2 separate regions of the Homo sapiens genome follow, and region 1 is linked to region 2. A link is a contact called in ENCODE Hi-C or POLR2A ChIA-PET data. All regions are on one chromosome and are shown on one strand. The core of a region is the stretch at or near the end of the contact, and the rest is flanking DNA. Distances in the headings are between cores, read along the strand shown. Region 1 overlaps MIR181A1HG (MIR181A1 host gene). Region 2 has its middle 18 kb from the start of PTPRC.

Region 1 (2,784 bases), core at 241-2,740, 300 kb after region 2:
GAGAAACTGTTTCTGTAACATAAAAGTGCAAAGTTACAGAGCAAGTGCTGATGTAGAAGCTGCACCAAGTCATCCAGAAGATTTAGCTAAGATAATTAAAAAAGGTGGCTACACTAAAAATATATAATTTCAATGTACATAATACAGTCTTCTATTGAAAGAAGATGCCACCTATAACTTTCACAGTGAGAGAGGAGAAGTCAATGCCTGGCTTCAAAGCTTCAAAAAACAAGCTGACTCTCTTGTTGGAAGCTAATGAAGCTGGTGACTTTAATTTGAAGCCAATGCTCATTTACCATTCCAAAATTTCTAGGGCCCTTAGGAATTATGCTAAATCTACTCCACTTGTTCTCTATAAATGGAACAACAAAGCCTGGGTGGCAGCATATCTATTTACAGTATGGTTGACATGCTGTATTTTAAGCCCACTATTGAGACCTACTGCTCAGAAATATAATTTTCTTTTAAAATATTACTGCTCATTGAGAATGTACTTGGTCACCCAAGAGCTCTGATAAAGCTCTAATGCAAGAAGATTAATGTTGTTTTCATGCCTACTAACACAGCATCTATTCTGCCGCCCATGGATCAAGGTGTAATCTTATTATTTAAGAAATACATTTTGTAAGGCTATCACCGCCACAGATAGTAATTCCTCTGAGGGATCTCAGTAAATTGGAAACCTTCTGAAAATGATTCATCATAGTAAATGCCGTAGAGAACATTTGTGATTCATAGGAGGAGGTCAAATTATTAATAATAACAGGAGTTTAGAGGAAGTTGATTACAACCCTCATGGATTACTTTGAGGAGTTCCAAGACTTCAGTGGAGGAAGTAACTGCAGATGTAGTGCCAATGGCAGGACAACAAGAATTAGAAGCCGAGCTTGAAGACGTGATTAAATTGCTGCAATCTCATGATAAAACTTTAATGAATGAGGAACTGCTTCTAATGGACAAGCAAAGAAAGTGGTTTCTTAAGGTGGAATCTACTCCTGGTGAAGATGCTGTAAATATTGTTGAAATTACAACAAAGGATTTAGAATATTACATCAATTTAGTTGGCAAAGCAGATGCAGATTTTGAGAGGACTTACTTCAATTTTGAAAGATGTTCTACTATGGGTAAAATGCTACCAAACAGCATTGCATGGTACAGATAACTCTTTAATGAAAAGAAGAGTAAATCAGTGTGCTGAGCTTCACTGGTGTCTTATTTTCAGAAATTACCACAGCCATCCCAAACTTCAGCAACCACCCACCTCACCAGTTAACAGCCATCAACATTGAAGCAATACCCAAAACCAGCAAAAAGATTACAACTCTGAAGGTTCAGACAATCTTTAGCATTTTTAACAATATTTTAAATTAAGATATGCAATTTTTTTACATAATGCCATTTCACACTTAACTCATTATCATATAGGGTAAACACACTTTCATATGCACCGGGAAACTAGAAAATTCATGTGACTCACTTTATTGCAATATTTGCTTCATTGCAGTAGTCTGAAACTGAAACCACAAAATCTCTGAGGCACGCCTGTATTCTTCAGGTTAATTGTGGATCAGTAAAAAATCAAACTAAGCTCTTTCACATTTGTTTGGCATATAGAGAAATAAAAAGATAATGATGGTGACATTGATGAACGGGATGGAATTAGTATCAAGCTTCAGTGGTAAGAACAAGAATCTCAGAAATGTAGTCCCAAGTTTTAACATGACAAGTGGTGAGAACTCACTTGTCAATTGGAGGGTGTCAGATGACCAATTTTCTAAAATCAGTGGTTCCATAAACTACTGCTGCTATGAGAGTCCAAGCCATTCCAGAATTTACAGTTTGATGAGAGTATTCTGTCTTCATCTGTCTAGCTCCAAGAGCATCATGGCATCCTACCACTTCTCCTGCTCTGAAATGATTCTGAAACCACTAGTTTTTAGGTCTAAGGTTTGCTGAAAAAGCTATGTGGCATAGGGTGTCAAAAGGAGCACCGTCCTAATCTTGAAGATTCTTGAGGAAATCATACGTCATAGTGTATTGGATCAGATCATGTGGTCAGTGGTTATGCTAATTGTATTTATGCTATGCCCATCTAAACTCTCAATGATATCATTGATTTGATGAAGATAGATCCTGAAACATTGAGAATGACATGAATGAATGTTAAGATTCCAGTGTTATTTGTAGTATATCTGAACTCTTCCAAAGGCCTGTACATTTATTGGAACAAACATCCTACCGCAGCTGCTACTTCTTTGATCACATAGAAAATGTCCCTGCTTGGTGATTTTCTTTTCTTTCATGGCATGCACATCCTTAAGAACTGGGGAAAATATTACTTTAGTAAACTAATAACAACATTTTTTACATACTATCAGAGAAAGAAGTAATTATGGGATTTAATAAAATGCCCTAAGAATGTCATAGGAAATATTGATACAGAAATGCAGGTTTTTTTCTGAAACTGATACATTTGATTAATTCTTGGAGTCTCATTTTAAAAACTCTAGATTTTATTATAATATCACACTAAACATAGTTTAGTGTTTATTTTTATTTTTTATTTTCCTTTTTTTTTTTTTTTGGAGATGGAGTCTTACTCTGTTGCCCAGGCTGGAGTGCAGTGGTGTGACCTTGACTCATTGTAACCTCCGCATCCTAGGTTCAAGCAATTCTCCTGCCTGAGCCTCCTCACTAGCTGGCACTACAGGTGCACACCGCCATGCCCGGCTAATTTTTATATTTTTAGTAGAGATGAGGTTTTGCCATGTTGGCCACTCTGGT
Region 2 (3,015 bases), core at 432-2,931:
CTGATATAGAAGAAGACACCTTACAGTGTCAAAGGAAGTTGATGGATTCACCTTGGCTGGTAAACAGCTCCAGAACCTGGCTGTGCTGTTATTGTCTTTGTGCATTATATGCCTTCATTCAGGGGAAATGGGCCCTTACACTAAGATAATGTTTTCCATATTTAAATATTGGCATATATGAACCTTAGAGATTCTGAAGTTTAAATCATTTGTTTTGGCAATTACAAAACTGAGACTTGCTAACTTGATTAGAAAGTCAAGCAATTTGTAGAACACCACTCAGCTAATTAATAGCAGTAAAAAGACTAGATCCTAGATCTTTGATTTTTAGTTCTACCATTCACTATATCACTACTAGTGAATTTTTCTGATGCTTTCTTGAGAGTATGGTCTTTATAGTATGTCAACAATTGTAAACTTGCAGCTAAAATAGCTGATCATATCCGTCTACAGGGAGGCACTACACATTTGCGTGAATACTTCCTCTTCTATTTGAAAAGTGTAGATTTACTTACATTCTTTTAAATATATCAGCACAGACTATCAGGCCGAGGATCACTGTCTTCCAACACAGTAAACATGGACCTGGTTCTTGTGCTCCAGAGAAACAAATGAAAGAGCAGGCCTCAAGGAATTTTGTTCATTGGGATCAGTGGGATCACAAGTATAGATCTAAAGAATGGAGTTCCTTCAGAGCTCACTTCAGGTGGCCAAGATGAAAATATGTACTTTCCTTCATAATATACTTAAGAAGATAAGGTCAGTTTTGTCATTGATCTGGTCCTATTCACCTTGTTTTTCTCTCTTAAATTATTTCTTTACCATTGTGGAGATAATCAACCGCATGGTGTCATCACTCATTTATCTCTAAGCATAACAGACATTTTCAACCCATTTCAGGTGTCCTCAAATTATTCATTTTTTATTTAAATGAAGAATTGTCCAGAGTTAGCATGTAAATATTAGCTAAGGGCAGGATGTGTGTGTGTCATGGAGGGGAGGACCTCTCCTGTTTAGGAGGAACTGCTGGCCCTAATATGCATGTCACATACATATGAACCTTGATCGGCTGTCATGCGGAAGGAATTACACTTCCGCTGGCCTCCCCTACCACAACCACAGGTGGAATCTAAGCTAGGCACTGAACTTGGCTCACACAGCTGTGAGCTTGCGCTGAGTCTCATCCTTTGCTGTGGAACTCCCTCTGCTGCTTCCTGCCCCAGCAAACTCCCCTCTACCCAGCCACTGGAAAGGAGTCCCACAGGAGGGGAGGGACAGTAGAGTAGAGCCCAGCTTCTCTGTCCAACACATAAAAGCTCTGAAAGGCAGTTATAAAAGGCTGAACTGGGAGCAGGTATTGTTAAAAAGGGAACCACTGACTTCCTGTGAGCACATGTTCCTGTCTCACTCTTGCTCTGCAGCACAGTAGAGGCTGTTTAGTTCATCACAAAGGAAGTGCATCAGCACTCCTGAAGATGCTACTCTAAGGGCACCTTTGAGTTGTGGGCCAGGAAGGCATTCCATAGTAAGACGAAGGAAAGGCCAAGTTCCTATTGTTAGCGTCACTATGCTTCTGGTTTTATAGTTTCCTAAGTTATTGCCACAGGTCATGGATCTGTGGCGCTCAAATGTTCGCTCACAAGGTTCACAGCACATTCTTTGCAGTTGCACCACCCAGCTAGGAGGGGCGAAACCAATGGAGCATTTTAGGCAGAGCTCATTTCCGCCCACATCAAAAGTAAGAGAGAAGTTTGTGGAGAGCTACATTTGAGCCCTCCATTAGCTGTTTTACATCTTGTAGGCCAAGGTGACACTTTCTACACTATGTGCTGGTGAGATACCACATGGACAAAATGTTGTAGAGGACCCAGCCTGAAAAATGCTCAGGCTTTAAGTCTGAGCAATCTCCACCACATCTCTACTCCACATCCCACCCCTCCTGGAATTTTAAGTCAGGAGACACATTGTGAGTGCATGGACAAAATAAAGAAAAGAAAGAGAGAGAGAAGAGGGAGGGAGGGGGAGAGAGAGAAAAAGTATATCAATTAAAAGTTTGCTGAAAGAGTCATGACATAAAGAAGATGAAAGAAAAAAACAAATTAGATTGTTACCAAGCTGTACATTCTTTGTTGAGGGAGAATAGAGATGAATTGGTAGCAGAGAGGAAGAAAAAGGAAGCATTTTAAGATGCAAAACAGGAGAAATCAGACTTAAGCAAGAATGGAGAAATAACTACATTTATCCACATCAGCTGTATCTTACCAGTTTGACTACTCTAAATGCTTGGGGATAATCTGGGAGTTTTTCACTGCTCCCCTCCTGCTGACAGTCCCAAACATATTGATGAGGCATTTTTAATAGCTTTCACCTCTGGCTCCTACTACAGCTTCATGTCTTTTTCCTTGGTTCTTATCCTCATCGTGGTGTCATGATTATTGTCCTCTCAGTCAAGCCCATCCTGTGCTACTGACTGAATGATTTTTATTAAAAATAAATTTTCCCCTATGCCTCTCCTGCTTACAATGCCTTATGATCCTTGATTGCTCACAGATTGAAATCCAAATCTTTGAGGATCCCATTCAAGATCTTTCAGTGCCTGAGTATAGCTCGTCTCTCCAAATTCTTCTTCTGCATATTATGTGCCTGCTAAAGAAAGTACTTACAGTTGTTCAAATGAGATGTTTCTTTTGGAAACCTCCCTGCATTCCTACCTGCTAACCCCCTATTTGGAAGTTAATTGTTGTCTTCCCCCACTCAGCTCACAGGTGTCCCCTGTGCACCTTCTACTGCCCACTCAAGCATAGTTGATCACTTCCTCCTTTAGGTCTCAATGCCATGACAATTTAATCACACTCCATTTTCATTATTTTTTATAAGTCTGTTTCACTACTTGGTACTGAGCTTCTGCTTGTAGAATGTGCACTTTGTTCTTACTTATTTTTGTGTTCTTGGGTCCTATTGCCAGTGCCTTGAATATACTAGATATAAGTCTAAAAATATTTGTTAAAGAATAAG

Evidence for each region. A loop is a pair of places that touch in the nucleus more often than their neighbours do. ChIA-PET counts read pairs that join two places held with the same protein, here RNA polymerase II (POLR2A). Pooled maps may share reads with other maps.
Region 1: a loop to region 2 is called in a pooled map, with 4 times the contacts of the local background. The contact joins two enhancer-like sites. A Hi-C loop is called at or near these places in 4 of 37 single-sample maps with no recorded cell type and 3 of 50 pooled maps. POLR2A ChIA-PET finds 5 or more read pairs at or near these places in 1 of 52 experiments (OCI-LY7).

What each region holds. Positions count from the first base shown.
Region 1 is chr1:198,918,346-198,921,129 of GRCh38, forward strand. The region is part of intron 1 of MIR181A1HG (MIR181A1 host gene); the gene reads right to left. Among named protein-coding and RNA genes, the nearest start is that of MIR181A1HG, 18 kb to the right of the region's middle. RefSeq lists an enhancer at 1,510-1,599. Within about 2 kb of position 1,491, at least 5 of the 41 ENCODE cell types and tissues checked have a DNase peak (open chromatin) inside an H3K27ac peak, as active enhancers do.
Region 2 is chr1:198,619,975-198,622,989 of GRCh38, forward strand. No RefSeq gene overlaps it. Among named protein-coding and RNA genes, the nearest start is that of PTPRC, 18 kb to the right of the region's middle. Within about 2 kb of position 1,682, at least 10 of the 41 ENCODE cell types and tissues checked have a DNase peak (open chromatin) inside an H3K27ac peak, as active enhancers do.